Linked DNA regions of Homo sapiens: all the other regions are linked to region 2. A link is an interaction called in ENCODE POLR2A ChIA-PET data of the cell type or tissue named here. Cell type or tissue: HepG2. All regions are shown on one strand. Region 1 overlaps LIPC (lipase C, hepatic type). Region 2 overlaps LIPC (lipase C, hepatic type). Region 3 overlaps LIPC (lipase C, hepatic type).

Region 1 (8,000 bases), 80 kb after region 2:
ATAAAAGAATTTCTTTTAACTTGAGAAAGAATGGGGATAATGGCAGACGTTTCAACAGAATACACTTGTGATTATGACAGCTCATTTCCTCATGCTTTTTTGTTCATCTTGCTGGTCACTGGGGAAGCCTGGTCACAGACCGGCGTGTGGCCCCCATGGATTTAACCCACAATAGCCTGGGGATGAGCAGCCCTCCCACTGAAGAAGCAGGGCCAGAGGTCAGAGTCCACACCCAGCGAGGCAGCCTCAGGCCCAAGGCCCAGAACCCTCTCCATCCAACTGGTGCTGTGGGTCACATTAGGCGTATCAGCTGGGCCCACCCACCTCAGAGACAGCAGGAAAGCTCAACACCCTCTTGCCGTCTTGTCATCAGCCTGATAAAGAAAGGAACAGAAATCATATCAGGACATTTTTCTTTTTCTCTTTCTTTTTTTTTTTTTTTTTTGAGACAGAGTCTCATTCTGTTGCCCAGGCTACAGGGCAGTGGCATGATCTTGGCTCACTGCAGCCTCCACCTCCCTGGTTCAAGTGATTCTCCTGCCTCAGCTTCCCAAGTAGCTGGGACTACAGGTGTCCACCACCACGCCCGGCTAATTTTTGTATTTTTAGTAGAAACGGGGTTTTGTCATGTTGCCCAGGTTGGTCTCGAACTCCTGACCTCAGGTGATCTGCCAGACTCAGCCTCCCAAAGTGCTGGGATTACCAGGCGTGAGCCACCGCACCCGGCCAAGGACATTTTTCATTTGTCACTGTGGGTAGGGCTGGAGAACGGGTGATCTCACGGCTCACTCTCAATTCCTTCGCCCCCCAAGTAGGGAAGGAAACCAGGGCTGGGGTGGGACACCAGAGGGTCCTCCAGAGAAGGCAGAGGAAGAAAGACAGGGAAAAAAAACTTGGAGCGCATAAATACTCCCCAACCACAGTCAGCCAGGAGGTGCCACCTTACTTCATGCACAGACATCTGTCACTTGAGGCCCAGAGCTTTGAGCTCCCCTACTTGCACACAACATTTTCACATACAGTGAAATGTCCCGCGGCTGTTCTGGACGTTCTAATGAAATGACATCTTAGGAGAAAAATCAGCTTGTTTAGGGAAATTATTGACAACATACAGGCAAATAAATTTCATTCTTTGATAGGTAGGTTGGAACTACTTATAATGAGCATATTGGCTTTTTTTGTATGCAAACAGATGGTCTTGAAAGTAGCTTGAGAGGTACTCAAAACTGATTTGCTCAAGTAAATCAAGCATTCCCTCATAACCTTATTCCTTTTTTTTTTTCTTTTTGAGACAGGATCTCCCTCTGTTGCCTAGACTGGGTCACAGTGGTGCAGTCATGATTCGCTGCTACCTCAAACTCCTGGGCTCAAGCAACCCTCCTGCCACAGCCTCCTGAGTGGCTGAAACTACAGGCACAGGCCACCACATCCACATAACTTTTGTATTCTTTTTTATTTTAGAGATGGGGTTTCACTATGCTGCCCAGGCCTCCTGGCCTCAGGCATCATAACCTTGTGTCTACCACTGGAGAGTTTCCGCAAACCTCTTTCCCCGCTAGCTAATGCCCAGCCTGTGTGTCATTGTTAGCACCATGAACTACTGTGGTTTTACTGAGAAAAGGTTACGGCGAGGTTTTCTAGGGAAGGATCAGCCCTACGTGTTTCTTCTTCCTGCTAGTTCACTGATGTATAATAATATCCAAAAGCTAAAAAGCACATCTCTCTTCCCCTCTCCTTGCTCCTGCGTAACCCTTACCCCTGCTTTCCCATTAGGGCTGGATGCCGCGGGACCTTTGTTTGAGGGAAGTGCCCCCAGCAATCGTCTTTCTCCAGATGATGCCAATTTTGTGGATGCCATTCATACCTTTACCCGGGAGCACATGGGCCTGAGCGTGGGCATCAAACAGCCCATAGGACACTATGACTTCTATCCCAACGGGGGCTCCTTCCAGCCTGGCTGCCACTTCCTAGAGCTCTACAGACATATTGCCCAGCACGGCTTCAATGGTGAGAATGAAGTCATGGGCCGGGAGCACCGGCCTACATTTCAATGGGGCCTCTGGAATTCAGCGGAATCTACCAACATACGGGACTCAGGGAAGAGTTCAGCAAGGATAGGGGCCCAGGGTGTATGGTCACCAAGCCCACCCAGAGAGAAGGAATGCTGGAGTGGGCAAGGGTGCCTGTCCCCCAGCAGGCCACTCCTGGCAACAGGCCAACGCCACGCCCTGAGGATGAACAGAGGGCACCAACAGGAACCTCCACTTCTCACTCCAGCCCCATGTGCCCAGGCAAACCCTCTCCCGGGGTACCAGCTCTTCTGAGAGTTGAGTCCGGATGCCTGTGGTTATTCTTCCTTCTCTGGAAGTTTCCTCGTTCCAGGGACCGCCTCTATTCTGAACCACATGAGGATCCACTTAATAGGTTGTGGCTTCTCGATGAAGGTCTCACTCTTCATCCCACCCCATCAGTTTAATTGAGGAAATTACTCAGACTGTCCCAATGGGAAATTCAGCTTCAAATATGTCCTTGTTATGCCCTTTACCTCAGGGCAGACACGGAATGTGCTGTTATCTGGGTTGTGATCCCACTTCTCTCTCAAGTCCTAAAACCGAAATATTAACATGCACATTGATAATATGCACAGGATTAAAGAACAAAAATGTCAGCAGAAGCAGCACATTCCACGGGCATTCCAAATTTCTTGCTATTATAAAATATCACCCTGATTAAGACATGCCAATCACTCCAAGCCAAGTAGAGCCCTCCACCCCTACAAGCCACCTCACCCTGATCATCCAACACTCAGCTGAGAACACACTCTCTTGTGATGACACCATCCTCGCCTCTCCAATATCAGAGTGACCTTCACACTCCGCATCATCTCATTTTGGCTGGACTCCCAGCCTTCCACCGCCCAGGCCTGAGAGAGCCTTCTGGGAACTTGCCCTTATCATTGCTTACATCCCTCCCACCTCCCCCACTCCAACACCTCCCCTCCAGCCACCAGCAGTTCCCAGCTGACCATCCAGCCCTCATCCCAAACTTCACCCCACCCAACAAAGCTCAGTACAGACCATCAGGATGGTGTATGGGCTTTATTTTCCTGGTAAACACATTTCTGACCAATCATTACCATTTGCTCTTTTGTGCTAAACTTCAAAGTGACGGAACCAAATGTAGGTATTCAGCTTGCCCAAGCTTGGGCTGGTTTTTCTCAGTCGTCTTCACCCCTGTGTTTGAAAGGGTTCCTGGGGTAGTTCTCCCAGCCACAGCTGCACAGGGGCTCACTGGATAACTGCAGATTCACCTTCACTACCTCCTGGGTGGATGAGCTTGGGTGAGTTAGTGGATGTCTTGGAAGCTCAGTTTTCTCGTCGAAAACAGCGGCCTCAAGGAGCTGCAGTGAAGATGCAGGCAGTGGAGGAGCGGAGGGCACGCAGCATACACAGCCTCCTAGTAGGTGCCCAAGGAATGCAGCCGCTAGCGTCCAAGGACTGCAGTGACTAATCTTGGCATTTAGCCTCCAGACAACTGGGGAAATAGCTTTTGGCAAAGTCACCTGTGCTGTCCCTTTACAGCAAGTGTTTCACATATCTTGTGGTGGTTCCTCAACATCCCTTGAGAATTATTTACCACAGATTAGGTTAAAATTTGGAGAGTTAAAAAAAAAAAAAAAAGGTCAAATCCTTAGTAGATCAACCTCATAAGCTTGTTTTGGGGGTGAGGCCTGTCCAGATCTGGTTACTGGGCAATGTCCTTCCAAATCCAATTCTTGTGCTGGTTTCACAGGCCTGTTACCTAAGGGATGCAATGGCTGCTTTGGGACACAAGGTAGACATTGTCGAGAGGCCTCAGCGTTCTCCAGACCATCAGAGTGCCACGGGATTGTCTCGTGTATCTAGTTATATTAAGAGAAGAGGAGTCCCACGCAAGCCTGTTCCAGAAAACCCACCCTCCAGGCATCAGCACCTGGGCATTTTAAATTATCTCATTTGAGATAGAAATATTTCTATAATAAATTACACTAACCTGCTCTCTTAATGAATTTGATCTTTCCTTAGTGACTTGGGTGCCTATTAAAATGCCTACTGTAACACGCTGTCATAAAGGAGTGCTCTCAGGATCCCGGCAGTGCCCGGGATTTTGCCTGACACTACATGACTCAGAGGGTCTACTTCCCTTAGTTTCAGTCAGTTGTCACATCCTGCTCTTGTCAAGGGGTCTGCCTTGACAAGCCCACCCTTGCCTGTTCTGTGTGCTACTGCTAACCTCCTGTGGGATGAGAACCAAGGTGATCCTCTGAGTTGAGGCTGCTTTGGGTTAAGGGGTGATAACGTCCTTCTTGCCCTGTGTTCCAGCCATCACCCAGACCATAAAATGCTCCCACGAGCGATCGGTGCACCTTTTCATCGACTCCTTGCTGCACGCCGGCACGCAGAGCATGGCCTACCCGTGTGGTGACATGAACAGCTTCAGCCAGGGCCTGTGCCTGAGCTGCAAGAAGGGCCGCTGCAACACGCTGGGCTACCACGTCCGCCAGGAGCCGCGGAGCAAGAGCAAGAGGCTCTTCCTCGTAACGCGAGCCCAGTCCCCCTTCAAAGGTGAGTGTGGAGCTGGGGAGCCTTCAGAAGGGCAGGATGCAGTCCCCTGTCCAAAGGGCTCAGAAGTCCCCTTGGCTTCTTTCCTGGAGGTGCTTCAGCTCTGCTGTTGCGGTGTTTCTGAAACTGTGCAGGCTCCAGACAGCAACGTTGACACAGCCTTTCTCCTGTCCCAAGAGTGTGGCCACCTTGCCGCCAAGGGCTAGGAGGAGAAACCTCGACCATTTCTGAAACGATCCTTGGGTTGGCCTCTCTGTCCATTTTCATGCTCCCCTAGAATGTTAGATCTGCAAGGCCACACGCAGTTTACCTGGGCCACCCGGATCTCACTGTACAGGGACGTCAGGCATCTCCAAACACATCCTAGAACCCAGTTCTTTCATCTCTGTTCACGGCCCCCATGAAAAAACTGGATTCTAGACTGCATTTCATTTCTTCTAAGATTTGAATCAGCTGATCTGATAGGACATGATATTCACCCTGAGGCACTCCCAAGACAAGATTCAGCTTCCAGTGTTTCCCAGCCAGATTTTTAACCACAGGGCAGAAAGTGGGCCCAGCAGCTCTCTGGATTGAATGGAAGATTGTAGAAAGGGCTGTGACCACGTCTTAGGCTGAGGCCAGCAGAGAAATACTCCACTGAAACCTAAATCCTCCTGGAGGGAACAAGCCGACATCTGTTGCCATTAACATTTCTGCCTAATCCCTAAAACAGCTCGGGAGTGCTTTAGCATCTCACTGTTTCATCGCACAGCCTCTCCAGTGCTGGGAGAAGAAATCTGATGTGCTGTTTGACTATTACCAGGCAGATATTTGTATCTGGAGAATGTAAACAGGCCGTCACCACCACTTTGCTTTTAGGGAGCATTTTACACAAAACATTCGATGCAGCCATCAGCTCCTTGTGGTTCTCCCAACAGCCAGGCGAGGATGGCAGGGCTGGTTATTATCCCATTCTAAAGAGGAGCAAAGCAAAACTCGCGTGGGGTGCCCACAGCTGTGCAGCTGTAAGGAGACCTGGAACAGGGCCACCTGACTCTCAGTCGTGAGTTCAAACTCCCAGGCAGCTTATTTTTGAGGCACAGGATTTCTCTGTGTATCGGAACTTTTGCTCTCCAGTCAGGTTTCCCTCCCTTGAGTCAAGCAGGTCTAGGAATGACAGAAATTTCTTGTGGGTGCGCACAGCATCTGAAGAGTAGTTGGTGTGAGGGCAGGATCTTTCGGGCCAAAGGGTCCCTCCACTGGCTGTCCCTTAGGGCTGGAGGAGATGGCAGCACGCAGGTGAGGGAATTTGGAAGTCCTCCTGCTTCGGGGAGCTCCTCCGCTGCAGGCTGCCAATTAAAGACTCATTTGGGTGAACCAGCTCCTCTTTTAAATGGCAATGCCGCCTGGAGTGATTAAGCCTCTTAGATAATCACATTTCACTGGATCTATTTTAATCATGGAATGTTCGCATCATGAGGAGCAGTTCAACCCTGCCGTTTTTCAGATGGGGAAACCAAGGCCTAGGCAGGGAAAATTATTTGTCCAGAGACAAAAAGCTCTTGGCAGACCTGGCATTTAGACCTGGGGCCTCCAAAGAGTGAGCAGAGTGATTTTTAAAAACTCCTAAACCTGCCGCTGGTCTGTTTATGGGGATAAGAGGGGTATGGAAGAGAAGGGTGGGGGAATTGCTTTCTCCTTGAAATCACCTGGGAAGAAAAGAGGTCATTTTTCATCTTCCAGGGCTAAACTGGGCACTTCATCTGATTTGGCCCAGCCCTAGGACATCTACTGGGGACTTGGAGATTGGGAAGGGAAGCATCAAGAGAAGGAAGAAGGGGAAACAAGAGCAGTAGGCATGAACCAGGCTGAGCTTCTCCCATTTGCCAACGGCCCCACTGCCCGACCACCATACACTGCTGATGTGAACTCACAAGGATCCCTTTGTTATTAAGGAAGACCAAAGAATTGCATTAGGGCATCATTATCTCACCCACCAGCTACCAAAACCAACGTACTCATCCATCCGTATATTCTTCAAACACAGTCCTACCCTCAGGGGGCTCGGTGGAGACTAACCCACGATGAGTTCCTTGGAGACCACATTTGTGTCTCTTTATTACCGACTACTTATCTTGCTCCTGGGACATCTAGTGAGGAGGAGGTTAAGGGCAGGACTGACTGAAACTGGTCAGGAACCGAAAGCCCCAGGCTGGAGGGAGGTTCCAGTGCCGAGCTGTGGCTTGTACCACACCCTCTCCTTTTCTTTCTTACTTTTTTTTTTTTTTTTTTTTTTTTTTTTTGAGACCAAGTCTCACTCTGTCGCCCAGGCTGGAGTGCAGTGGCGTGATCTTGGCTCACTGCAACCTCCACCTGCAGGGTTCAAGTGATTCTCCTGCCTCAGCCTCCTAAGTAGCTGGGATTACCAGCGTGCACCACCACGCCCAGCTAATTTTTGTATTTTTAGTAGAGACGGGGTTTCGCCACGTTGGCCAGGCTGGTCTCGAACTCCTGACCTCAAGTGATCCACCCGCCTCTGCCTCCCAAAGTGCTGGAATTACAGGTGTGAGCTACTGTGCCCAGCCCATACCCTCTCCTTTTCTGCTCCCCCACAAATTCTCCCCAGTTCTCCTGCAGCCCCTCCAGTGAGCAAAGTCCTCACCCGCTCAACCCAGTTTCACTTGCTAGTGGAAAGTAACGTCTCTGTGGTCACATCAAGCCACCCTGGGCATGGCTGGAAAGTGCACTCATGCGAGACTCGCCTGTTTGAAGCAGCTGCTCATGGGATACTGCTATCTATATAATGTTATGTTATCCAATGTGGTAGCCACAAACCATATGTGGCTATTTAAATCCAAATCTAAGTTACTTTAAATTAAATGGAACCAAAAATTCAGTTTGTCAGTTACACAAGCCACCTTTCAAGTGCTCAAATACGTGGCTGCTGCATCAGAGAACACAGAAATAAAACATTTCCATCGCCGCGGAGAGTTCTACTGGTGATGCTGGGATGAAGATTTTAATCTAGGCCACCACAGCTACACCACTCCCTGCCCATCACAACCGTGATCATAACTGACTTGGGCCCCCAAAGCCTATTCCACCAGCCACCTCCAGCATTTTGATGAATACATATTACACTCTTAAAAGAGCAGACTTGCCCAACCCCGGCCTACAGAGAAACCACAATCCCCATTTTTCAAAAACATCTAATTGTACAATGTATTTTAGTGCAGGGTCTGGTTGGGCAAGATAAACATCGCCTCCTGATTGTAGTTTCACAAAGGATGACTAACTTGGCCTGAATTCCTCTGGCTCCCAAGATATTTCGACAAAACCATCAAAGGATCTATTTTCTACAACTGTACACCAGAACTCGGGTAAACACTGCGAGAGTACAGCAGTAGCAAGAGAGAA
Region 2 (8,000 bases):
CCCCTTTAAGCTACAGCACCCACCATTTTGCCCCAAACTCGTCTATCCTACCTGAGCTCCTGCAGCCAGACTGGGTCACCCATGCCCCTCCTCTAACCAGGAAAGAAAGGAAAGAATCCATCAGGTCTTTTCTGTGTCCTGAGATTGCGCAGGTATTCACCCGCTCCACTCCCATCTCCTTGACCTCTTTCTTGCCCTGTTTCTCGGCGACCTAGGCATTGGGTCCTGGTCAGTTTTCCACTTTTCCATCACTCCCTTAGGACCCCTCAACCTCTCTGCTCATCAAAAAAGTCCAATAAAGGCATTCATCTCTTTGAATACTTAATTTTACAGTACCTCTTGCATAACTTTCAAGTTTGAGGTCAATACAAATAAAATCATTTAAAATGTCTGATATTAAACACTTCTGACCCGAAAAGCAAAAAGCCTTTTAACAGATAGTTACATTGATACAAGAGTCCACAATGACAGGTTTCAAAGATGAAAGTAATGGATCAGTAAATAGAACAGTAGAGAAAACACAGATGAAAGGCAAATAACCCCACCTGAAAAATCCAAAGCTTTCATTTTTTTTGAAAAAAAAATTGTCAAAAGCACTGTATTATTTTTTAAAATCATGATAAAAGGAGCATGCACCTGTCACCCTCCCAACCCCCTCTATACTTGCCCCTTTCTATCTTTAAGTGCTGTGGTCTTTGTGGTGACTTTATTGGCTCAAGTTTCCTAGGCTGGTACTCTCAGAGCCTGGTTTCCTAGGAGCAGTACTCATAACGCAGGTGCGATGGACACCTGTAGGTGGGTAGTGCCGCCTGTGTGAACCAACTCGGCTCCAAAGAGCCTAACTCCCTATCTGCATGGTTAATCCAATCAAAGCCCAACCTGCTTTCCCACACAACAGAGTTCAACAGAGCTTTTCATTAAAGCAACACATCATAGCAAATACTTAACTAGTACAAATAAAGCATTTTATTTAAAGCAAGGTTTAAAGACATATAAACATTAAGCATCAGAGCTCCATTCTTTAGTTGCTATTCATCACAGCTTATGCCAGTCCTTGAATTCTGTCTAACTTGGGTAGTAGCCAATTTTCTAACTCACCTTCAACTTCTTGGGATGAGTCCTTCCCGGGCTCCTTGTTTTTCTAGAAATTTCAGTGGCTTGACCACACATCAAAACACACAGGGTGGCCAGGCATGGTGGCTCACACCTGTAATCCCAGCACTTTGGGAAGCCAAGGCGGGCAGATCATCTGAGGTCAGGGGTTCAAAACTAGCTTGGGCAACATGGTGAAACTCGGTCTGTACTAAAAATACAAAAGTTAGCTGGGTGTGGTGGTGTGCACCTGTAGTCCCAGCTACTCAGGAGACTGAGGCAGAAAAATCGCTTGAACCTGGGAGGTGGAGGTTGCAGTGAGCCAAGACTGTGCCACTGTACTCCAGCCTGGGCAACAGAGTGAGACTCTGTCTCAAAAATGGGGAGCGAGGGGGGAGCCCACCACACAACAAAACATATAGGGCTTCTCATCTAAAGTCCGAATAAAAGAATAATACTATGGCTGGTTTGCACTGGAGGAAAGAAAAGCCCTATCACTGCTACCTTACTTTTCTGATGTTTTGGGTTCCTATGTCTTATCCCCTCAGGAACCAGGGGAAAAAGAAGATTCTGTGTCAAGTGCACCCTACATCTGTCCATGTCACCCCCCTTCTTCCAATCAGAACAACTCATTTCCCCCACTTGACTGCTCCCCTAATCTTTGCACCTTGGAGCAGGATGTGTTTATTGATTGATGGATATTTACTTATAATTGGTACCTCTTATGAAAGCCAACAGTTTTTACATCTGGCTTTTAACACAGACTGTGCTCTTCAATAGTCTTAGTGTAGACTGAAGGTTTTTCAAATTCACATTTTTAGAAAAGAGTTCCATTAAATTCCACATGAACAACAGAAAAAAATTTAAATGGGACATTACAGTGATCAATTATAGATTGTAGGACATGACTGACATGTAGGGCTGGGCTGGGAGGAAGAGACAAAGACCAAATGCTCAACCAAGGGCAGAGGTGAGGTGTAGATTACGGGTCAGAACCGTAACATAACGGATGGAGTCCCAAGTGAATCCAGGAAGTTGGAGGAAGCAGGTAAGTACTTGGGTTAGGCATTCACAGGCCTAGGAAGTCAGCTGGGGCAGGAAGGCTCAGACAAGGCAAGGGGACCAGGAAGCTTGGACCCGTCCTGGGAAGATAGAGTCCAAGAGGGCAGTCATCACCGGTCCCACACTAAAAGCATCAAAGCTCTCTAATCTTCTGTCTTCTCTACTCTCTCTGGTGTGTTGTCAAGGAAGGAATAGGTACGTGGGAAACTAGGGAGACAATCATAGCCCTCGATGTCTACCGTTTCTAATTAATACAGGGCAGAGGAATTAGATCTTTTGGTAGAGATCTAAAATTCCTCTGAAGTTCTATCAAGCCCCATCTCCTGATGATTCAGTGCTAGTTCTAAAATAGGAAAACTTACTTCCAAAACCAACAGATGTTTGGGCTGTCATCATTATGCCTGTACTAAACTCACTTGTGATTTCACTGTGAAGTCCTGTCTGTGTAATTTATTAGGAATCATTTATGTAAGATTATGTAGAAAATGTTACTAGTCGTGAGATATCTATCCATCTCAATGATTTGACTTTTACAGCAATGCGATGGGACGTGCTGAGGGACCATTTGGTCAACTTTCCACCTAATGGTGGTGTGATTAGAACTCCTAGCGGGTGACTCATAGAGAGTGATTAGAAGTAAAAAGGTTCTGGAAATTCCCCCACACTCTTTAAGGCAGCCTTTGTCAGGTGTCTTAGTTTCGTGAAAGGTAGACTGATGTTTTCCATCTGGTATACAAAACATTTTCTAAGTAGTTATAGAACCTTGAACAAGCCACTTAGCTCTCTGGGCCTGAGTTTTCTCATCTTATAAAATTAAATCCATCAATAGATCACATGATCTCTATGGCTTCTTTATTCTAAGGATGTATGGTAATTTTAAACACTTGGTTAGCCATCTTGACCAAACTAGCATCACAGGTAAGAAACAAGCTGCGAAGACCAAAATTCTTCTCTGGTTTATACACTCTGGGTCAGAGGCAACCACTTTCTATGTTGTTTGGGCTACTTTTCCCTAAACACATAATGGCTTTGTCTGCATCAAAGGTCATCTTCTATTTTCCTGCCCATTCATATGACCCCATAAGACCTTCCAGCATCTCAGTCAGCTGAGCATTTTACCTCCTGCAAAGCACATGGTTTCCTTCTTCTCTTTGCAGGTCATATGAAATGCTCACACAGTACTTACTGTAATCACTTCGTAAAGTTGATTTTCACATATCTTCATCCAGAAAATTATCCCAACTGTTATATATAACTTTATTCTAATTGAATAATTCCAGTTTTCAAGACACTTTTCAGACACCCATTGTCTTGTCTGAATCCTCATGACAACCTCATTTTTTTATAGATTATACAGCATTCCTACTTATATATAATAGTTATAACTTTTTATTCCTAATAAACTTTGGCATGACGTTTCATCAGATTCTGATAGTTTCTTTTGTTTTTCATTCATTGCATTCCCATCCAAATGTTTACTGACCCTGGGAAATAAATCCAGTAGACCAATGAAGCATGAATCCAACTCACAGAGGGTGGTTAGAACTAAAAGCTGAAATGGACTTCCGTGATCACCTGACCCACTCATCCCTGACCGTAGGCTCTTGTTCACAGCGGCCAAAACGTGCATGTCTCTCAGGGGCTTCCTGCTTGTGGAGCAGAACCTTTGCTTGCGGGCTCCTTGTGTCTGTGAGCTCCTCAGAACCGCTCTTGAGCTCACAGTGCCTGATTTGCACGTATTGGTTTCCGCTCCGTTGCTTATTCTGGTCCCCTCATAGAAGCAATGTTATCCTTTCTTCAAACCCGTCCTTTCCCAGAGAGCTTTGCAGCCACTTTTACCGGGTTTAATGAGTCAGCTGCAGAGTTTATGATCCGGTACTAGGCCTTCTGGGAAGCAGCTTTCCTGGGCTTACGTCAGGCTGTTAAAGACCCTCCTGGCCTTCCTGCCGACATTTGCTCGGCTACTTTTTCCTCCTAATTAATGCCTCTATCTTATCAGAGTGGCCCATTCTCAAATGCAGTAAATGAGTCCTTGATGTTCTATGTTTTATTTTGGAAACTTCCCACTCTGCTCATATCTGAATTGGTATTTGCTCACTGTTGCGCAGTGGTTTGCCTACCAGGTATCCCTTACATCAAATCCTGTCCGCCGCTTAGAAAAACCACAGCTAAAAGTTGTTTGGCAACTCTTGGTGTTCACAGGGTTTTCCCACTGAGGGTCAGGGACTGCACAGCGGTTGAGAGCTTGGACTCCGGGGTCAGCTGGAACTGCTTCTAACACAAGGACCGCTCTTAACAAAGAACTGAGGCTTCCTAAACTTCAGTTTCTGGGTCTGTAAAATAATAGGACCCACTTCCTATAAATGTTGAGAAGATTAATGGGAATGATGCATGTAAAATGCTCGGTACATGATAAAAGCCCAGTGATTACTCATTATCCCACTCAATGCTTGGGGAAAGGCAAAGCAGCTAATATTACCCCAGATTATAGATAAGAATACTGGGTTCAAAAGAGATCACTTGGCTTACCCTTGTCTATACTGCACCTGCATGAATCATGGACCTGAACCCAGGTCACGGCCACCTCCCAGACCCTTGCTCTCTCTGCTTCCCCAGCAGCGCCTCTCAGAGTGAACACCTATGTCCATGACAGTGATTCCCAAAGTGTTGTCCCCAAACCAGCAGCATCAGCATCACCTGGGAACTTGTTAGACATGTTAGGGTCTCACCCCAGACCTAATGAATCAGAAACTCTGAGAATGAGGGCCCACAATCTGGGTTTTAGCAAGATCTCCAGAAGATTCTGATGCACACCCGTTTGAGAACCAAAGCTCCATGGAATACTAATTTGCCTTTGGATCTAGCCCTGCCGCCCACTCGAGATGGATGGTCCACAAATCTCAATGTGATTCCTAACATGAGTTAAGCTGTCCAACCCTGTGACGTTATCAGGGGATTTGTGATTAATACATAGTGACACCATTTAACTGTGGCAGAGGTTCTTACCCTTGGAAGCTCATTAGAATCATCTAGGGAACTTATAACAGAAAGGCCCACCCCAGACCAGTTCAGATCTAAAGACAGCCTGGACTGACAACCACAGAACTACAGAGCTGCCACCCAGACTCCATGGAACTCTGCTAGGCTGGTAATATTTTTAATTCATTAAGGGTTTATGTGTTTAACAACCCAGGTCCAGTAAATTGGCTCCTTTCCTCCCTATGAACCTTGGACACTCTGGCTGGTCAAGCCTCCACCTCATGCCCACTTGTTTGCACAGCTACTAACGTTTATGAAGTATTTGCTTAATGTACCTAAGCTCCACTGCCCAGAGCTATCCCACTTGATCTGAAAACGTCATGATGAGGTATGGTAAGCATTAAACATTAGTTCACCATAGTTCTATTTTTTTCTAATAACTTAAACGGCTTCAGGGAACATTTTGTGTGTGTGTGTGTGTGTGTGTGTGTGTGTGTGTGTGTGTACGCCTTAAGAGACTGGATCTCACTCTGTTGCCCAGGCTGGAGTGCAGTGGCATGATCGTAGTTTACTCTAACATTGAACTCCTGGCCCAAGTAATCCTCCTGCCTCAGCCTCCCAAAGCACTGGGATCACAGGCATGAACCACCATACCCACCCTAAGGAATATAGTTTTTTGAGCATGTTGGAGTACTCAGAACTCTCAGCTCAGCTCTTGGCCCACTTGGGTCTCAACCATTTAGAGTACTGATTACCAAAGGAAGAGCACAAAGGAAGAAAATCAGCTTTTCTCCTCTTCCTCAGTGTGGGAGAGGGGATTTGGCTTGGGCTCAAAGCCATAGTGATGCTTTCTGCTCCACCCCCTTTCAATTAAAGATCACCAGCTTCCCAAAAACAGGCCACCCTCATTTTCCAACCTGGCTCAGGCAGGGAAGCTGAGAAGCTTGGGGCTGCCCATTCACCCAGTCACCAGGCAGATAGACAGGTAAGAGAACTGGGACCTTCAGGCCTGCCCTCGGGAGGACTGGCCACCAGGCTTTACAGCCCAGAGCAGAGAAACACTGTGGCCGTTGCAAAACTCCTTGAGTGAAGTGACCCTACCCTCTACTAAAAACGTGGCCCAGTGGATTCCAGTTACTAACAAAGCTCGTTGAGAAGATGCAAGAAAGGAATGGAACAATGGCTAGGACCTCCCCGCGGCAGCACTTCCCCCAAGAGAATAGAGGAGCTGATGGGCACGTCACATTTTTCTCAATGCTGGATGACATTCCATCACCTTCCTCATCTTCATGGAATTTTTTTTTTTTTTTTTGAGACAAGGTCTCCCTTTATCACCCAAACTGGAGTGCAGTGGTGCAATCATGCCTCACTGCAGTCTTGACCTCCCAGGCTCAAGGGATCTTCCCACCTCAGACTCCTGAGTAGCTGGGACTACGGGTACATACCACCACACCCGGATAATTTTTGTAATTTTTTAGAGATAAGGTTTCACCACATTGCCCAAGCTGGTCTCAAATTCATGGCCTCAAACAGTGCTTCGGGTTCAGCCTCCCAAAGTGCTGAGATTACAGGCATGAGTCACCGCACCCAGCTGGAATGCATTCTTTGAATTTTAAAAGACTGTAAATGAGAGATTTGTTCAGAGAAGAGGGTGTTTCCTATGTACAAAACCAAAGACCAGCTTTTATTTTTTATTAGGTATTATAGTCACAAAGGTATGAAAGGGTATATAGTAATAAGTCTAAGAAATTTTTATGAAGTTTTTGAAGTAAAAAGCATTTTTATAAAATTTTAAATAAAAATTTTAATAAAATTACTCAATTGTTAAATGTAACTTAAAATTACTTTTTCATAAAATTACTCATTTTATAAAACACATTTTTCCTACTTTGAAAAGTAGTACATGCTTAATACAGAATTGGAAAAGACAAAAATACAGAAAGAATTGCATTTAACTCCTTTTTTTTTTTTTTTTGGTAGAGACGAAATCTCGCTCTGTCACCCAGGCTGGAGTTCTGTGGCGAGATCTCGGCTCACCGCAACCTCCGCCTCCCGGGTGCACACCATTCTGCTGCCTCAGCCTCCCCAGTAGCTGGGACTACAGGTGCCAGCCACCACACACAGCTAATTTTTATATTTTTAGTAGACATGGGATTTCACTCTATTAGCAGCCAGGATGGTCTTGATCTCCTGACCTCGTGATCCGCCCAAGTCAAAACTTCAGATTTTGCCAAACACCTTGAAAGTATGAGTAGATAGAGGAAGACTCGTCCTTTTGTCTGCCTCCTTTTCATCTTCCTAATACCTAACACCTCTCTAATCTTTCTAGAAATGGGTAAGAAAAGCTTCCATAAAGAAAGGTGGAGAGAATTGAAGCATGGTAGTATTTTTGCAGGAGAAATTATAAGGTTTGAAATTTATGGAGGCCTCAGGACATACCCAATGACCTAAGGTCTAGGCCAGAGATGGTAAGTAGGATTTTTTTTTTCTTTTCTCTTTTTTTTTTTTTTTTTTTTGAGATGCGGTCTCACTCTGTCACCCAGGCTGGAATACAGTGGTGTCATCTCGGTTCACTGCAACCTCTACCTCCCAGATTCAAGCGATTCTCCTACCTCAGCCTCCCGAGTAGCTGGGATTACAGGCACTCGCCACCATGCCTAGCTAATTTTTTTTGTATTTTTAGTAGAGATGGGGGGGGGTGGTCTCACCATGTTGGCCAAGCTGGTCTCGAACTCTTGACCTCAAATGATCCACCAGCCTTGGCCTCCCAAAGTGCTGGGGTTACAGGTGTGAGCCATCACACCCAGCTGATAAGTAGCTTTAAACACAAGTGAGGATTCTATTCCATCAGGAATGGCTGCTTTATG
Region 3 (8,000 bases), 60 kb after region 2:
GAAGACAGACGAGGTGAGTGGACCCTTTGACTCCACAGTCAGACAGCAAGAGAGCTACTCCCAGAGTTCTCTGGGGCATGAAGGGGCTGCAGGGGTAGGTGAACAGCATCCAGAGAAATAGTTATCATGGAAAGTGCAAGCAGGAAACAAGCTGGGATTTTTTTTTTATTTAAAATTATTTTTCAGGCCAGGCACAGAGGCTCACGCCTATAATCCCAACACTTTGGGAGCCCGAGGCAGGAGGATCACTTGAGGCCAGGAGTTTGAGACCAGCCTGAGCAACACAGTGAGGCCCTGTGTCTATGATAAATAAATAAATAAATAAATTAGCTAGTGGAGCAGGGCTGGTGGCATGTGCCTGCGATCCCAGCTACTTGAGAAGCTGAGGAGGGAGGATCGCTTGAGCCCAAGAGGTCAAGGCTGCAGTGAGCTACGATCACTACACTCCAGCCCAGGCAACAGAGCCAGAACTTGTCTCTAAAAATACAAAGAAATAAAAGAAAAGAAATTCTTTTAAGGAAGTAAATACTAACATGGCTCAGAAATTAAAAGAATGTAAAATAGAATAGATTTGCAAAATCTCACCCCCATCCCACGATGTCCATATCCATTCCCTCCTCCCCCTTTCCCACCATGGGTAACCACTTATATTCATCTCATCTGTATCGTTCCAACATAACCTTACGCAGCTGAAAGCCAACATGGAGTTATTTACTTATGCCCCCACCCTTCCACAAAAGTATCACACTTTAGATACTGTTCTGCACCTTACTTTGGCAACTCAGCAGTACATTCTAGAAATCTTTTCAAATCAGTACAGAGTGTTTCTTTAGTCAAGCTGCAAAGTATTCCATTGAGGGATATGTCCCCGTTCAGTTATCTAGACACTAGATGGACACTTGGGATGTTTCCAGTATTTTACAATTACAGACAATCCTGCAATGAATGACCTTGCATTAATTTCATTTCGTAAGTGTGCAGATATAGCCACAGGGTAGAGTCCCATGCAGGAAATGCTGAGTAAAGAGAAAATGCATTTGTAACTTTCATAGCTGTTGCCAAATCCCTCTCCATTGGAGTTGCACCATTTTGCATTCCTGCCAGTGTCTCCATCAAGGTGTGTGGTCACACTTTTTAATGTTTACCAATCTGATGGTTGAGACTTGTGTCTCAGTATATATTTACTTTGTATTTTTCATCTTAGGAGTGAGGTTGAGGATCTTTTCATATGTCAAAGGGCCATTCATATTCCTTTTTCTGTGAAACGGCTCCTCATGTCCTTGGTTGGCCCATTTTTTGTTCTGTGGGTTGCTGTCCTTGGTCTCCTTGATTTCTAGGCATTCTATAGATATCGGGGATATTCGCCCTTTGTGTTATGAGTTGCAATTATTTTTTCTCACTTTATTGTTCATTTTTTGCCTCTGCTTATGGTCTTTTTTTAATTTAGTTGGTCATACAGAAGTTTTTTGTTTGCTTTAATGTAGTCTAATTTAACAATCTTTTACAGCTTCTGAATTTTGAATCACAGAGGGAGATTCTTATTCAAAAGGTTATCAAGGAATTAGCCCATATTTTTTTTCTGGTCATTTTATGATTCCTGTTATTTCATTTAAAAATTGGATCCATTTGGAGTTTTTCCTGATGTATGATGAGAGGTATGGACCAAACTTATAACTTTTCATCTTTTTCCAGATCTCCCAATACTATTTTTTAAAGTCCATCTTTACCCCAGCACTTTGAGAAATTAGATTTCCACTGCCCAGAACAACCTGGCCAATTTGAGAAGTCACTTCTATCAAATACTGAATGCAAACATATGCATTTGAGTGTTCTGGGTTTCTATTCTGCTTCTTTATCCAAGCTCCTGTATACACAGCTTGAATTACTGAATCTTTACGGTACGTGTTAGTATGAAATAGGACAAATCTTCCCCCATAGTCCTTTTTAGTTCAGAGCTCCCCTGGCCATTTACTGGCAAGCTGAGCTCTGTCACTGGGGCTCTCCTTGCTCACTGTCATGTTTTATTCTCTTCTCTCCTACAAGGAGGCCAATATATGCCTGCAGGCATCCAACCAGGGAAAGAGGCAAGCACAGCCCACTCCCCAAACAAGGCAGAGGCAGGGGTGCAAGGCCTTCTGGGAGAGTCCCAGTAGGCCATGTCTATGTACCCCTTTGAGGCCGGTGTTCTGGGGAAAGGCCAAATAGGAGACCTATGTCTTCCTGGAGGTTTGGACTTTGCCCTGAAGATTCTCAGCACTGATCTTCTGGTCCATCCAATCTGTTTAAATGAGGGTGATCCCAGATAACCTCAACATAAAGAGTTATCCTGTCTGATATTCTGTCTCCTCATGATCTGTTACTGATCAGGTGCAGAAGAACCCTTCAAGGAGGAAGATGTTACAATAGCAATATCAATGCCTACTTCTACTACCACCAATGCCACCAGGGCCACCTTTATTCATTGAGAACCTGCTATATACCAGGCATTGTGGGAGGTACTTTACACGTTTATCTCATTCACTTACAACCCCATGAGGAAACCATCTGTAAACGTGCCCAGAATTGTGGCTCATTAGCGGCAGAGCCAAGCTTTGGATCCCAGCCTGGTTCCAAAACTCATACTCTTCACCACTGGGCAACTTCTTCTCAGAATGATCTGCCACCCTGGGATGATGCAAATTCCCAGGCCTCCCAGACCTACTGAATCAGCTGCTCTGGGAATGGCACCCAGGAGTCTGCATCTCCAGCACATGAATACATGAGAACCACTGCTCACAAATGTAAAAAGTTAGGTAATATATCAGGGAGGCTGTGAGGATGAGTGTTTCCTTAGCAGTGGTGTAAGGGCAGAACCCTGGCTGGAGTGTTTTGCAGTCAGACTGATTTCCTCATTAGCAGAGAGTGTTAACCGGTAGCCTAGTTTGGCTCCTCGAGGTGCCTGATTCAGACAGAGCATCCCACAGCTGGAGCACCCTAGCTGGTGGAGGTAGGGACTCAGCCAAGTAGGCTCCAGAGCTGCCACCTAAGCCCAGTAGATTTCTCTTGCCCAGAACAACCTGGCCAAATGGAAGATGGGAGGCTGAAATCCTCACTCCAAGGAGGGGCCTCCTTTTCTTGGCACAAAGGCACCGCGCCAAGCTACACAGCTAAGGCAGTGTGCTACCTAAAGCAGGTGCACAGAATTCACAGAGAGGTACCAAATAGGCTGGCAAAGACCTTGGTGGATAAGTACCCACAAATATCTGGAAGGAACTATGTTGGGTTGAGACATGAGAAGGAAGAGATCTTAGGCAAGTTTGGAAAGGGAAACAACACATTGAATGCCAACCCCTGGACTAGATATTTCATCAACTTCGTTCATCCTCACTACCACCCACACAAGACGGTCTTCCTATTTCCAACTTAGAAGAAGGAAGTTGAGGCTCCTACTGGTTAAGCAAGCTTCCCAAGGCCATACAGCTAATAAGTGTTAAACAATCAAACACAGAACTGACTGGCTCCAAAGCCAGTGCCCGCCCCACTGGCCACTCCACTACCCTGCCTCTGCCATTGCTCCCTATGGCAACCTGGAAACTGTCGGGTACCTGCCCGTGGTCTGAAGTGGGCAGGCAGCAGTCAGCTGGGCCTCCAGATATGGGTGGTGAAGGGAGGATACAGGTCCAAAAGAATATCTTAGGGGAAATAGTGCACATGCCCAGAAAACTTTTATAGTCTCAGAACTTAGATGTGCGGAGAAATCGAATTCTGGTCCTGGTTTGCTTTTTTAGCCAGTTGTGGGCCTTGGCAGTCACTGAACCCCTCCTTATTTCTTCATGAGGAAATTAACATGCCTAGGATAGGAACCGCTGTGCTGCAGACCCCAGGGTCAGGCAAGTCTCAAAGAAGATGAGAGTCACCAAGCGCCTCAGGAAAGCTGAAGGGCACAGGGTGCATGCTGCAGCCATGACCTCAACCTCTGTGAGTCTAGAGGTGACCATATTGGCCACACATAAGCTCACCTTCCCCCTACATTTCATAATCCTTCCCTCCCATCAGGGCCAGCCTTTGATTAAAATTCCCAAGATTATCTGAGGAGCTGGCGGTACCACCCACCAATGGAGTTCATCTGGCTGCCTTTACACCAGCCACCTTATGGCTGGGTGGGCACTTTCCTATTCTTCGGCCAACACAACACTTTCCAAACTGTGTGACAGTTGTTTATTTACTTGCCTCTACCATAAGACCATGAGCTTTTTGAAAGCATGGTCTGTCTTATTCACTGTTAGGTATCACAGTGTATTCACAATCCCTGACACATAGTAGGTGCTTAATAAATGTGTGGTTGAATGAATAAATGAATTAATGAATGAATGAATGAATGAATGGGATCAGGGTGGGCCTTCAGTCTCTAAAAGCATACCCAAGAGCCAGCCCTCTCAGCCGCAGGTCCGCACATGGGGAAGCCCTAGGGAGGTTCAAGGACTAGATCAGGCCCATTTTCTCATCAGGCAGCCCCCAAACCTCTGCCCCAAAGAGCACATCCAACATGCTTTCAGCCCACACTCCCCACCCACGGTTTACTGCCTGTAATCCCAGCTACTCGGGAGGCCGAGGCAGGAGAATCGCTTGAACTCGAGAGGCAGAGGTTGCAGTGAGCCGAGACCACCCCATTGCACTCCAGCCTGAGTGACAAGAGCAAAACTCTGTCTCAAAAAAAAAAAAAAAAGAATAACCTTGGGCTGTTTGGCCAAGTTAATGCTTAATGCTTTCCTCATGCTGCAAGCGTTTATCTTTGCCCAGATTCCAGCTCCAGGGAGGGGAACATTCCTGCAGAACAGCCAGGCGTTCCCAGGTCACCTCTGCTCTCACTCTCACTTTTCTTTTTGCATGATTAAATCCGGCCTAAAAACACGTCTCAGGGGCACATATCTGTCACTCATAATAATCCTATAAGGTAGGTACTACTGTTAGTCTTATTATATAGTTGAGACACAGAGAGGTTAAATAACTAGCCCAAGGTCACACAGTTAATAAGTAGCAGAGCTGGGATTTAAGCCAGGCAATCTGGCTCCAGAGCTCGGTGCCTTTTTTTTTCTTTGACAGGGTTTGGCTCTGTCACCTGAGCTGGAGTGCAGTGGCACAATCACTGCTCACTGCAGTCTCGACCTCGCTCAGGTGATCCTCCCACCTCAACCTCCCAAGTAGCTGGGACTACAGGCACGCACCACCATACCCAGCTAGAGCCCAAGCTCCTAACCGCTTCTGCTGTGCAGTAACAAGCCACGCTCAGGGCATGGGCCCAACTTGAGTTTCTTCCATCCACGGGTCCAGACTGGAAAGGAAGCAGCAATCTTCTCTTCTTTTCTCACTGAGTATAAGGCACCCAATTCATCTTCTGGCAGCTGACCTGGAGGACGGAGTGGCCCTGATTTTCCTTTTACAGGTACAATCACTGCCAATACTAAAGCAGTGCCTGTCCCTACCTGCCAGGGCACCCAGGATCCTTGTCTCCAGCAGTAACTTCATGAGGTAGGTGGCTCTGGGCTGAGACAGGACTTGCATATTCCTAGATCCCTTGACTGTGATGTCGAAGGTCCTCTGCCCCCACCCCTCCTTCTATTCCTTGTAAGCTTCACTTGGCAATTGTGTAGTTTATGTCTGGTACAGGAATGAAGGATAAGGTCAAATGAAGCTCAAAGCCAGGAGCTAGATAGTCATGATATATCAAATAAAGTTTTGGAACAAGAACACAATGGGATTAATTTGCCAATCAAAACAGCGCTTGGCAACTTGACTGTAAGCCAAGATCTCTCATGGCAAGAGCAGCTGAAGGGCCTGTGATTGTCCAGCTCCTGGGGAGCCTCCCTGGCCTAACCGTGGTCAGATGCCAGCATCACAGCCCCCTTAGCTGGGTAAGGATTCTCCTAGTGCTACCTCTGGGAGAGAAAGAAAAAAATCTAGTCTGAGAATGACACCAGCAGACAGCAGCTCTGCCAGGTGTTTGAAGGGTGAAGGTCATGGGACTCTGTTTTTACTACCCTGGTCACCCCAATTGTTTCGGGGTATTTTCCATAGACAAGAGGATGCCCCAGTCAGCTGTCTTCCGTGATTCAAGACCCAGTCTACTGTCTTCTGTGATTCAAGACCTGTTTCCTCTTGTGCCGATCAGAGGCCTTATTTGGAGGCATCGGCCTTTATGTGGCATGGAATGTAAGCCCTCTGAGCTTTAACAGAGATAGGAAGAGTCCTAGAACATGGCAGGGAAGAGGGTCGGAACCTCTGTCCTCCAGCACAGTAGAAGGATGCTGGCTTGAATGTCAGGAGAGCCCAGAGTTTCTACCTGGATGCATGGTTTGGGGCATGTCAGGTGGCCTTTCTGGGTCCCAGTTTCTTCAACTGTGACATAAGGAAGGTAGACTAGATCATCACTACCAATAAAAGGTCCCTGGTCCTTGGGGAGCAGTGGTTGGAGTGGGAGAAGGGCATCGCCCAGCTATTTTCCAACACATCGTAAAAGATATCGCACAGGACAACTGAATGTTGACTTGGTTTGCTTACCTGTGGAATTCTATCCACTTGGTGTGGTAAAACGGATTCTCGCCAGAGAACTGGAAGTGTAGATGGGTGGTGTTACCTATATCCTTGATTGATAAGAGAAGGAAAATGAATTTTTCCTCAATAAGTACAGGTTGTTTGAAATGCAGGCTGGGTGCAGCGACGCTGCATGGTCTCCAGGCGCCTTGTGTTTCTAACCCTCTTGCTGGACAACTTGGCCTCCACAGGGTAGTCCCCAGGGAACCCTTGGCCATCTCCGGCCTGAAGGAATCAGGGAAGACCTTCCGGACATGCCAAGTCTCCCTGAGACCCTGCTCCATGAGGGCTGGCTCCCTCCCCGACCTGGTCTTTTGGTTCAAAGTCAGTCCTGGAGTTATGTCTGCCAATTGACCCCAACCTCCAGAAAACTCAGAAACAGCCTGTCCTCTCAGGCCTGCAAACCAGGAGCAGCCAGGCCCAGCCCTGACTTATGCAAGTAACTACCACAGAAGGCCTGCTGTGCAGCCTATGCCGCTCAACCTGGATCAAGGGCAATGTGGAGAAACCACATTATTGCTTGACTATAGTGCAGTATTCCAACAATCATTTTAAATGTGCACTTGTGTAACCATGATCACCATCAAGATGTAGGATATTTCCATCTCTCTTTAGAGATTCCCTTTTGCCCTTTGCTAGTTAATCCCCACCCCATTCCCTGGACCCAGGAAATCACTGATCTGCTCTCAATCACAATAGCTTTGCTTTTCCAGAACGTCCTGTAAATGGAATCACACAGTTTGTACCCTTTTAAATCTAGCTTCTTTCACTTAGCTTTATGCATTTTAGATGTATCCATGTTCTGGCATGTGTCAGCAATTGTTCCTTTTTCCTGCTGAGTAGTATTCCATTGGATGGATATGCGACAATTTGTTTATCCATTTACCAGTTGATAGATATTTGGGTTGTTTCAGATTTGGGGTTATTATGAATAAAGCTGCCATGAACATTTGAATATTTATGTGGACATATGTTTCCATTTCTCTTGAGTAAACGCTTGAAGTTTACTGGGTCCTATAGTAAGTGTACATTTGCCTTTAAAGAACTTGTCAAACGGTTTTCCAAAGAAAGTATTTTTTGTTCTCACCAGCAATCTATGAGGAGTTCTACCCGGTTTTGTCAGTCTTTTTAATTTTAGCCATTCTAAAGGGAGAGAAGTGATATTCCGTTGTGTTTTAAATTTGCATTTCTCCCATGACTAATGATGTTAAGCACATTTTCTTGTACACATGTGCCCTTTGTGTATCTTCTTTTAAGGATATCTGTTCAGTTCTCTCACCCTACCTTGAACCTACACAGGGTGGAATGTGCCTATGACCTCGGAAGGACTTTAGGGAAGCAAGCCCCACTTTCCCCAGAGAGGATTCCAGTACAAACGGAAAGCTCTTCTGAATGGCATACTCTTTCATAACCAGATTTCTTAAAAGAAA

Evidence for each region. Peaks named below come from ENCODE experiments on the same cell type or tissue, not always from the same donor. Only the 100,000 strongest peaks of a DNase experiment are listed, where the experiment ranks them.
Region 1: POLR2A ChIA-PET joins it to region 2 with 14 read pairs; 10 of 35 experiments call an interaction of 5 or more read pairs at or near these places.
Region 3: POLR2A ChIA-PET joins it to region 2 with 24 read pairs; 8 of 35 experiments call an interaction of 5 or more read pairs at or near these places.

What each region holds. Positions count from the first base shown.
Region 1 is chr15:58,543,969-58,551,968 of GRCh38, forward strand. It overlaps LIPC (lipase C, hepatic type), which reads left to right. Exons shown (of 9, transcript NM_000236.3): 5 at 1,774-2,007; 6 at 4,362-4,604. Among named protein-coding and RNA genes, the nearest start is that of LIPC-AS1, 49 kb to the left of the region's middle. RefSeq lists an enhancer at 4,542-5,180. In HepG2, no CTCF peak of the experiment used is centred here; DNase peaks (open chromatin) are centred at 3,013 and 7,913; H3K4me3 peaks cover 383 bases.
Region 2 is chr15:58,463,506-58,471,505 of GRCh38, forward strand. All of the region lies in intron 1 of LIPC (lipase C, hepatic type), which reads left to right. The region is part of intron 2 of LIPC-AS1 (LIPC antisense RNA 1); the gene reads right to left. Among named protein-coding and RNA genes, the nearest start is that of LIPC-AS1, 31 kb to the right of the region's middle. RefSeq lists a silencer at 639-728. In HepG2, no CTCF peak of the experiment used is centred here; DNase peaks (open chromatin) are centred at 3,716, 4,006, 4,336, 6,666 and 3 weaker places; H3K4me3 peaks cover 1,627 bases.
Region 3 is chr15:58,523,452-58,531,451 of GRCh38, forward strand. All of the region lies in intron 1 of LIPC (lipase C, hepatic type), which reads left to right. Among named protein-coding and RNA genes, the nearest start is that of LIPC-AS1, 29 kb to the left of the region's middle. In HepG2, no CTCF peak of the experiment used is centred here; DNase peaks (open chromatin) are centred at 4,910 and 4,970.